Linked DNA regions of Homo sapiens: region 2 is linked to region 1. Evidence: chromatin loops called from intact Hi-C (ENCODE). Cell type or tissue: B cell. All regions are shown on one strand.

The links. A loop is a pair of places that touch in the nucleus more often than their neighbours do. Peaks named below come from ENCODE experiments on the same cell type or tissue, not always from the same donor. Only the 100,000 strongest peaks of a DNase experiment are listed, where the experiment ranks them.
Region 2: it touches region 1 in a loop (7-fold over the local background); 1 of 110 quality-filtered maps calls a loop at or near these places.

Annotation. Positions count from the first base shown.
Region 1 is chr11:95,713,010-95,718,009 of GRCh38, forward strand. No RefSeq gene overlaps it. Among named protein-coding and RNA genes, the nearest start is that of FAM76B, 74 kb to the right of the region's middle. In B cell, no CTCF peak of the experiment used is centred here; DNase peaks (open chromatin) are centred at 2,048 and 2,992; H3K4me3 peaks cover 1,697 bases; H3K27ac peaks cover 4,899 bases.
Region 2 is chr11:96,213,704-96,218,703 of GRCh38, forward strand. All of the region lies in intron 1 of MAML2 (mastermind like transcriptional coactivator 2), which reads right to left. Among named protein-coding and RNA genes, the nearest start is that of MIR1260B, 130 kb to the right of the region's middle. RefSeq lists an enhancer at 1,707-1,776. In B cell, no CTCF peak of the experiment used is centred here; a DNase peak (open chromatin) is centred at 1,888; H3K4me3 peaks cover 1,628 bases; H3K27ac peaks cover 5,000 bases.

The DNA of each region.
Region 1 (5,000 bases):
TCCATTTCCTCATCTTCAAGGAAAGGGGGGACAATAAGAGCTAATTCCCAAGTTTAAACATTAAATAAGATGATTTATGTGATAAAGATATTAAATGTTTGTAAAATTTGAATAATATTGTGCCATTCATAACTATCTATGTTATTTTAGCAAACAAATATGTCAGATTCCACCCACTGTTTTTATTTTATTTCCCCTTATTTTCATTTATATCACCTTCCACTGGTTTGTACTAAAAGGATTTCCTGGACTGTATGTTTTTAATGTTTGTAGAAAGAAAGCTCTCAAAGGAAAGACTCTTTCCTCTATATCCAATGGAATCATTGGCACAAAATTTAGGAAGTTAAGAAGAAATAACATTCTTACAGTTATTTGATTCAACATGGAAATTTCTTTTAGGATGAACTTTTTGCTGATGTCATTGGCTCGGAGTAAAACTGCCAAATATAAAGATATGATTCCAGCATTAATAGAGCAAAACTGTGAAACTGTACCAACCAACCTGAATTGTATTCTCATTAGTGCTGTCAATTAATGAAGTTAGACAAACGATTTTCCCACATTACAATGTAGTCTACTCAAAAGCCTAAGGAATGCCACCTGCCCATCAAAAATGAATAAATGTGACGTAATTCCATTGTATAATACCACCATATAACTAGGTTCTGTAAGTCCACATACACACCTAGGGAGGTAGTCTTATTTACCTCTTTCAACTTTATATTCTGACTAATATGTATTAGAGTCAATATTGGTATGTTGATTCCATATGGCTTGTTGATTGGGGAATCAGATGAGAAGATTATTCTAATACTGAAATACTCCTTTTTCACCTAATGGTTTAATCACCTAATTAAAGTTTACTGTGTTCTTTGGGAATCCAAAGTGACCATTGGTGAACCTGACAAAAAAAATTCATCTTCTTAGAATTTTGTGATGTAATTAATATTTATTTTGGAACCCTCAGCACCCCAGAGAAGAGTTAGGTATAGAAAGAAACTCTAAAAAGCATATAAGTGCCCCAGAAGATTTTCCCCTTCCTCCCTGTCACATACCTCTTTGCCTCAACCCACTTAAATTCTGAGAAAAAAATCAATACAGTTAAATGAATGTAAGTATGGGTTTATCATTGTCTCTTTAAGTAGAATTATGTCCACGTTTTACAAGTTCCATTTCTTTAGGTGTCAAAAACTAGTTTTATTTAGCTGAGGTTGAGAATATTGGGCAGAGTCAAGGTGAGCATCTAGTGAAAAGCTTTGGAAACACTCCAGGTATAAAGCTGAAGACATTAATCACCAGAATAACAAATGAAATTGAACTGTTCTAGAATTGGGCTCCTTCACCTCATTTTCCACTTCTTCTTCCAGTGTGGTCATCAGGATTCAATCCTGGTCCTATGCTGTCCATAAGATAATACCAAAGGGAGCAGACACTCAACATTTACTTCTTTTTATCTCGACTCTAATCAAGAAAATATGACAATATTTCTGATATCTCTTCTCAAAAAACTTTTTTTTTACTCTAAGTTCTGGGATACATGTGCAGAATGTGCAGGTTTGTTACATAGGTATACATGTGCCATGGTGGTTTGCTGCACCTGTCAACGCATCATCTAGGTTTTAAGCCCCGTATGCATTAGGTATTTGTTCTAATGCTCTCCGTTCCCTTGCCCACTACTGCCTGACAGCCCCAGTGTGTGATGTTCCCCTCTCAGTGTCCATGTGTTCTCGTTTTTCAACTCTCACTTATGAGTGAGAAGATGCAGTGTTTGGTTTTCTGTTCCTGCGCTAGTTTGCTGAGAATACCTGAAAGCTTTGAAAAATCAGATTATCATTAAGAAATAATTCTTAAACTCAAAAATTTTGCCCAAAGAACTTCCTTCTCTGGAGACCTGAAAGAACAAATTAAATACTCATCATAAATATCCAAGTGCAAAACTACCAGTTTTGCATTTATAAAACTACCAGTTTGCACATGAGGAAACTAAGATTCAGGAAGTGTAAATGATTTACCCCGGCATGAAGCTAGTTAATAGAAGAGCAGGTTGCTCCTTACTCTTACTATCTTACTTTTTTGTTAATCATTTATACACAAATCCTGAGTACCTACCATATCCATGGCACTAAGGGCTGTGAAGGGAACAAATCCAAAACATTCATGGTTCCTCCTCCCAATATTATTATTAGATACTTTAAACATTACAATAATGATAACCACTATACATCAAATACTCATTACGGGGGAGAAACTGGGTCAATATCATGGTCGCAGACATTATTCTCTTGATATGAGTGTTAGTTTCTTCAGTTTACAGATGAAGAAAAGGAAACTGGTATGCAAAATGTCATATAATTGTCTCAAATCACACAGTTCATCAGAAGCAGAGGTCAAATTTGAACTTACATTTGCCTGATTCCAAGACCTTTGCTCTTAACTGTATCATAAGCTGATGTAGTTCTACAACTGAAACTTAACATTTACCTCCAGAGACAATGGAAGATACTTTAGCTAAAAGTAAAAGAAATTTTCAAAAATAAGGTTTATTAACGCTAGAATAATTTAACATAGGGAGCCTGTAGAACTTCATCACTGTAGGTGAGTTGAAAATGAGAGGATACTAAATTAGAGGTTTTATTTAAGAGTGGGTCTACCTAATTGCCTAGTAGGAAGTGAAAACAAATGATATTTCAAGCTTTCTTTTACCCTATGACTTTAAGGAAAAACAATAACAACCATAAAACACCACCACCTACGACAACAGTCTTCTGTGTTTTCCCATGCATTCAAATGAGCTAAAAAGTGATAAATGCATTGCAAGTAAAATAGCTATGCAGCACTCTTGGGAAATGTGGTTCCACGGAGATGCCACAGAGACTTTCATTGTAAAGCCTGGTACTGAAGTTTGGACAAAGGTGTGTTTGTGTGCAGTGACTAAGCTTGTGTGGGAGGGAGGCAACCACTGCAGATGGCTGAAAAATATGCTAATGTTGAAAGACCCATGTGATGGCTGGCATCCTGAAAGAGACACAGATGTTTCCTCCCAAGAAGAATTTTAGAACAAGTGGCTTGCTGACCTATTCAGGCTTGATTCCTTAACTGCATCTCAGGGTCATACACACGTCAGAACCACTGAGACAATTGTCCTCCTCACTTTGTACCCCAGGAAAGAGATAGAGCAGCTAATTAATCACAAGGCCTTTGCTGATAATACCTTTCATTTGAAATTTTTGTTGTTTTTGTTTTTAAGATGTTTTCATGTTCTCTGAGACTTGCTTTCAGAATGCTGCCTCTGTTCACATGCTGGGTCTCCTACAGTGCTCACATTGCTCCACTCTCTGTACGTTTTGTTTTTTTTCCCCATAAAAACCATCCCTCTTATATTCACTTTTTAAGTCTTTCTTTTCCCCACTAAACTATATGCTCATTTCATGGCAGGGAGCATGACTAACTTGTTAACCACAAAATCCCAAGAGCCCAACATAATGCAAGATACATAGAAGTCTCTCAAAAACATCTTTTCTCAGCACTCCTGAGAATACCTACAAGACATTCTCAGATATACTAGAGAGGCAGAGCGTAGATTGTCTTGTATTAGTCTACTTAAACAAGATTGTTCATTCCTTCATTTATTCAACAAAACTTCGGGGGTTTATATCATGTGTCAGGCACTGCTCTAAATGACCAGGATGCTGCAATAAAAAGAACAACAAAAAAAATTCCCATCCTTATGGGTTTAGGGTGTTAACATCAATATATTTTTAAAAGAAATTGAAAAAAACCCAGGTACTTCGACTACAAAAATCATTTTGTTTGCAGATTACCTAACACTGCTAACTCAAGTTCCTGGGTCTATAGAAGAAAAATAAAATTAAAAATTAAAAAACAGCCGGGCGCAGTGGCTCACGACTATAATCCTAGCACTTTGGAAGGCCAACACGGGCAGATTACCTGAGGTCAGGAGTTCGAGACCAGCCTGGTCAACATGGTGAAACCCTGTCTCTACTAAAAAAAAATACAAAAAAAAAAAATTAGCAAGGAGTGGTGGCACATGCTTGTAATCCCAGCTACTTGGGAGGCTGAGGCAGGAAAATCGCTTGAACCCAAGAGACAGAGGTTGCAGTGAGCCGAGATCATGCCACTGCACTCTAGCCTGGGCAACAGAGCGAGACTCTGTCTCAAAAAAATAAAAATAAATAAATAAATTAGTTAATTAATTAAAATTCAAAGACATTGCTAAGGATCTCACTAGTTTTCTTCTATCTTAATCAGGTAGGGATTGTCCCCATAAACAAGAAGAGTTCTAACCTGCAAAGCACAACTTAAAGAAATATAAATCTGCTGTAATGGATATGAAAGCTAACTGTGTACCACTCCATCCCCACCTTTCTGCTTCTGGCATTATAAGCTCTCCAATAGCTTTAGCATAAATTCACATGTCCTATTGTTTCTTGCCACCTCTCAGGGTTCTGAAGGAATAGGCACCAGGTTCTGATAAGAACAGAAACATCTGGAGTGTGGGAGTGTTCATCTAAAGAAAAAAAGTGAAAATAGCATGCATTGAACTGTTTGGTGTGCTAAGTAATGATTAGGGTTTTCACATACATTGTCTCATTTAATCTTTGCAATAAACAAACAACAAAGTACATCATATGCCCCCCTTTTATTTTCTACCAAAGAAGGAAATAGGGTAAGAGGTAGAGACGTACCTTTATGGATCTATAGAGAGATTTATGGCTTTTGTAATGGTCAGAGCACCTAAATCACTAATTAACTTCCTAGCAAATTTATAGGCTGACATAACAAGTGAATAAATGGTTTCACTAGATACTGAGGAATTTTATTGTTCATAACTTTGTGCCAAAAAAAAGAAATGGGAAACCATTAGATCAGAGAGAGTGGCCATCTACCTTCTATTCACCCAGGGAAGATTTTGTAGAAAAAATGGGAACTGGCTACAGTTGATACTATATAAAGAAATACTGACTTTTAAATTTCTTCAC
Region 2 (5,000 bases), 500 kb after region 1:
CAAGGATAAGGTTTTAAGTTCCCCACCATTAGTCATCACTTGGAGAAAAGTGACAGAGCTCTTTACAGATGCATTGCCTTGTCTTTGCCCTTAAAATTAACAATTTTCAATGAATTTAAATTAGGAAAAGTCAGTAAAGAGTGCCCTCCCTCCCTTAAAAGTGGTCGGTTCCCTGGGTAAGATGTGAAATACTTGGCAGTCTCCAGACGACAGGATCAGATAGGCTAACAATGAATTTGAGAGCTTGCAAAGAAAAGTTAGACAGAATGGATCAGGTTAAAGTGGACACAAATGCCCAACTACAAATTCTAATTATTTTCCTTCCCACTCTTGGAACAAAGAGACAATTGTAAAATATATTTTGTATGTATATATACACAAATATACATATACATATATACAAATAGTGAAAGTATCTCCTATTATTGATGCTCAGAATTTCTATGGAATATAATATATGTGCAGTTTTAACAGTTGAATAATAAAAAATGAATACTTCCTTAGAACTAGGATATAGCTAATTTCTAATATAGGTCTTTTGAGGCCATGCCTAGGTTATTCTGGTAAACTGATATTGTGGAGAAAACGTTTTTGAGTCACGAAATTCTGGATTCAAATCTTAGCACGTCCTCTTAGAGCTCTGTAGATCCAAGTTACGTAACTTTTCAGAGCTTCAGTTTTCAAAACATCTGTAAGATGGAGGAAAGAACACCAACTTTTGGGGGTTCTTATAAAGATTAAATGTGATAAAGAATGTAATCTCTCTAGAACCTTTAGTTCTCATTTCCTTTATTGCCTCCTATTCCTTTGGTGATCATGTACAACAAAATAGGAAACACTTGCTGATGTTGGTAAACCATGAACTCAACTCCAAAGCAGGAGGTTTAAATAACCAAGAAAACTCCAGGAACTGATGCCATTATTTTCCTAATGAGAAGCACTTATAGTCATGCGAAATACACCACACACTTACTTCTAGGTCATTGGCCAACATTTTTGTCCTGAGTGGCAGTGATTGGCTACTCACATTACCCTCTGAAAGCAGCTCTATTTTAGTAGAAGTTGTCAAGTAGCTGATGTATGCTGAAAACTATAGAAAGTCACCCTTTCCTCAAGTTCTTAATTGCATCCATTTGTTTAAAAATGCCAAAAATGCACATGCTCTGACCTTTCTGAGATTTGAACTCAGATCCAGTGAGGAAGTAGAGGCTGAGGATTAGGAAAGAACCATGTGTCTTTGGAAATTGGCCATGTGCCTCGTCTAGTTGACCTTGGATACTTGAGATTGGGTCCAGTGGTTCCCTCACTTTCTTTGCTTCACAAATTAAAAAGATCTAGCCCATAAGAGATGTCTGTGTGTCCATTTCTTGCACTAGGAATATGGGAAAGCTGCTTAAGAAACTGCTGCTTGCAGCTCATGAAATCATGAGTCATTTGTGTAGTAAAGTGAATTGGCCACTTACATTTGTACAAAGTTGAAAAGAGGGTGGGCTGGGGAATGGGGTAATTCCAACTCAGAAATAAATCATCTGAGTGGACTGTATGCCCCTTGAAATGCTGGGGCAGGTTGCTGGGTTCACAGAGAGCAGGTCCCCAGCACTGACATCCTTCCAAGTAACAAATCTTCATCAAGGCCTCACGACCTCTTTAACACCAGCATATAACACAGAAGATTTCAGATCATAGTGTGCTCTCTCTTCCACTTCCTGTTATTTTTAATTCTCTGCTTTGTTTCATGTTTTTAAAAGTCTTTACTAACACTTCTAGGGGCAGCTTCTGAATGAGACAGTGGCCAGTAATTTCTCTGACGAATACACATTGTTGTCCCCTCTTTGGGGCTGAGGAAATCCGAGGCAGGAAATGGTCAGTGGCTTGTTCAGTGTGGTGTAGAAAGGTAGAGACAGACCGACCTCATGAGCAGTTCACCGGTTAATTAAGCCCACTGAACCCTGCTGCCACCTGGAAATGGGTCCTGGGCTCGTTCCTGCACTTCCTCCTCCACACCTGCAGCTGGGCAGAGCCCAGCTGCAGCCACCCCCCTCGGGTGCTGGCTGCCACTGCTTTGGCTGGTTGTTCCCTCTCTTTAACCCATTTCTTTTCACTCTTGGACCTTTTATCCTTTTCAGTCAAATGATAGATCCAAGTCCAGAAATTACAGAACAACAGATTGGAACAACAAAGGCAATGAGAATGTCTTTCTAGCTTTCTAAACTTAGGCCCCCAAAGACTTCCAAACACATTTCAAAAAATTATTATCTAAAAGCACAGGGGAACAAGTTTAAGGCTGAGACATGTACTGCATATTTTGAGACAGAGTTACATACTCAATTTGCTTAAAAAAAAAATAGAGTATTTAGTATCATATTTGCAGAGTCACATGTCCCAGTCCACAGGAACTACACAAACTGTGTCTTCAGAAGTTGGTAGTTGGTAATCTCTTTTAGGCATGCTTAAACCAGAAGAAGAAGATGTAAAATTGGACACAGGAAAAAGATTCTCAGTGTTGCACAGAGGGAAGAACCAGGAAGATCTTAGCCTACTCCTCAACCTAAACCCTCCATTCATACTTGGCCTTTTCTTTTCAGTCTGTAGTTTGACTTTTCTGCCCTAAAGTCTATGGCCCTGATGAACTCCCAGGAAGAGGAAGCCACTGCTTTCTTCCATTTTAATGCCTCTCTTAAGTCCCACCTCAAATTTCACCTTTCTCATAAGGCTTTCCTCAATTCTTCCCAGAGAATTTTACTTCACTTCTCTTGATTGCACCAATTTTTATTGTTGGTACCATTAAATTTGTAGCTTTACATGTAGACATTTTGGAAGTTTTACATGGGTATGTCTGGTCCTGGTATTCTATTTATCCATACTGCCCCAGAGTGTCCAGGCCATGGTGCACTCCAGATTACTTGTAATAAAATGCTTATGGATCATTTAGGTATGCTGTGTATTACAGACACTCTGTTCTGAAAATGAAAAGCAGAAAGAGACTCAGTCCCTGTTCTCAGGAAGCGTGCAGCCCATTGAGAGAAGAAAGCAGGGAAGCAACTGATTAGAAGCCAACGTAATGTGTTTTCTCACAGAGGGTGTGAATTCAGGGCTGGAGCAACACGGTGCAGGGGCATCCAACTCTGGGTAGGACACTGGGGAGTAGAAGTCAGGGTGACTTTTGAATTGAGACTTGAAAAAGCAAAGGTTCACCAGGAGACAAAGGGCAGGGGTAATTCCACCAGGGGCAGGAGGAGGTGCACAAGCAAATAGGTATGTAAGAGGCCATGAAGCAAAGTATTCAGAGAATTAGGAATATGACTGGAGACCAGGGAGTGTGAGAGCAGGATGGTGGGGATGTGGAATGAAGAAGCAGACCAATATGTTCGAATTCAGTGGATGCATAAGCGCATCCAACATACTTTGCTCAGTGCTCATTACATGTTACACTGCTGTTCCTATTAAAGTATAACAAGTATTTGCTTAGCTATTTCACAATTGATCAATTTTTACTAGCTCCATGTCACTGGAAATATTTCCCTTGATCCTTGCAAATGCAGTGAAGGAAAGTGAGAATGCCACTCCTGTGCATTTACTAAAAGTAACTGCACAAGCGCAAATGCACTGTCCATCTAAATAACCAAAAATATAATAGGACATGGTGACTGTCACTCCACGGTGCTGTTGATACAGTTCACACAGCACTAGATGCTGCCCTGCACTGTTTCCACTTATAGCGTGGTATGTCAGTAGACTCTATGAGACACCATATTTAGATTCCATGCTTCAATCCAGAGAACACTGTCCACCGATAATTTATTCGAGCATCTTCCTTGACTGTGTTATCTGTGTTTTTGCTCTATGGTTTCCTATTTTACAGACCCAACCTTTAAGTCCTTCTCTCTTTTTGACAGTAGAAAAGAATAAGACAGGACAGAGAAGCTTGTAGGAGTAGGTGAAGGTGAATAATGGTTGGCAACTTTCTAGTTGATCATATACCTGAGAATACATTACCCTGATGGAGTGAACGCCTTTTGAAACCACAGCTTCGTTCAGATATGTTATTAGTATTAGATTTTACTATGTAGCCACTGCATTAATTTAGCATCATCGTCTTGACCATTCATCCTTAAAAGTATTAACCCAGTGTAATTCAGTACTTCTTTGGTAAACCTTCCATAGGAAGATTACGACAATTTTAGTGATTATGAACTATCTAGGCTTAGCAGATGCTGGTAATCTATGGGAATCATGACCTGAAAGGATTTATGTCTAAATGTGATTTAAAATCCCCCCTTCAAGACTCCAATTTACCTTTCATGCTTTGCATTCTCTCAAAGTACATTTCTCTGCAGAATACTTTTTCCTACTAAATGATTCCAGGCAAGCTTGATATTACATAGGTAAATACATTTGCTTTCTGCGTCGAGGTACTTGTACTAATTCCAAGTTGCTTTGAAAAATGCACTAGAAAAAACGTTTGGTGTGCCTTTTGAATTTTTCCACAGCAGTGTCAGTGACAGAAGGCAGCTGTAACGCAGCTGTAACCCTGGCTTTGACTTGGTTTAAAGGCTGATATTTGACTCCAACTCCAAAAACAATCATCATTCTTATAATTCAATCCTAAGGCACCATGCATCCTCGGTGAACCCCACTTAATTGTCATCTTTAATAGGGGCACTACTTGGAAATCCAGTTTTCAGCATGTCTTTTTTTATCCTCAGCGTACACAGCATGAAATGCATTTTTATCTTGATGCAGAGCAAGTGACTTACTTGGGTCAACTGACTACTATTTTAAGGCCAGAATTTCTTGAATAAATAAAGTATAAAAACTCAGAGATTTTTATATTATTTCCACAAAATTACTTTTGTGAGGTAACTTCCTGCCCCATTGGTCTCATTTTAAAATGGAGCATATTTTATGGGAATGTATAATACTGACACTTTTTCTTTTTGTTTTTTAGTTTATTTGAGGTCTTCACATAGAAGAGTATTTATGTATGCCAAAAAATTCAA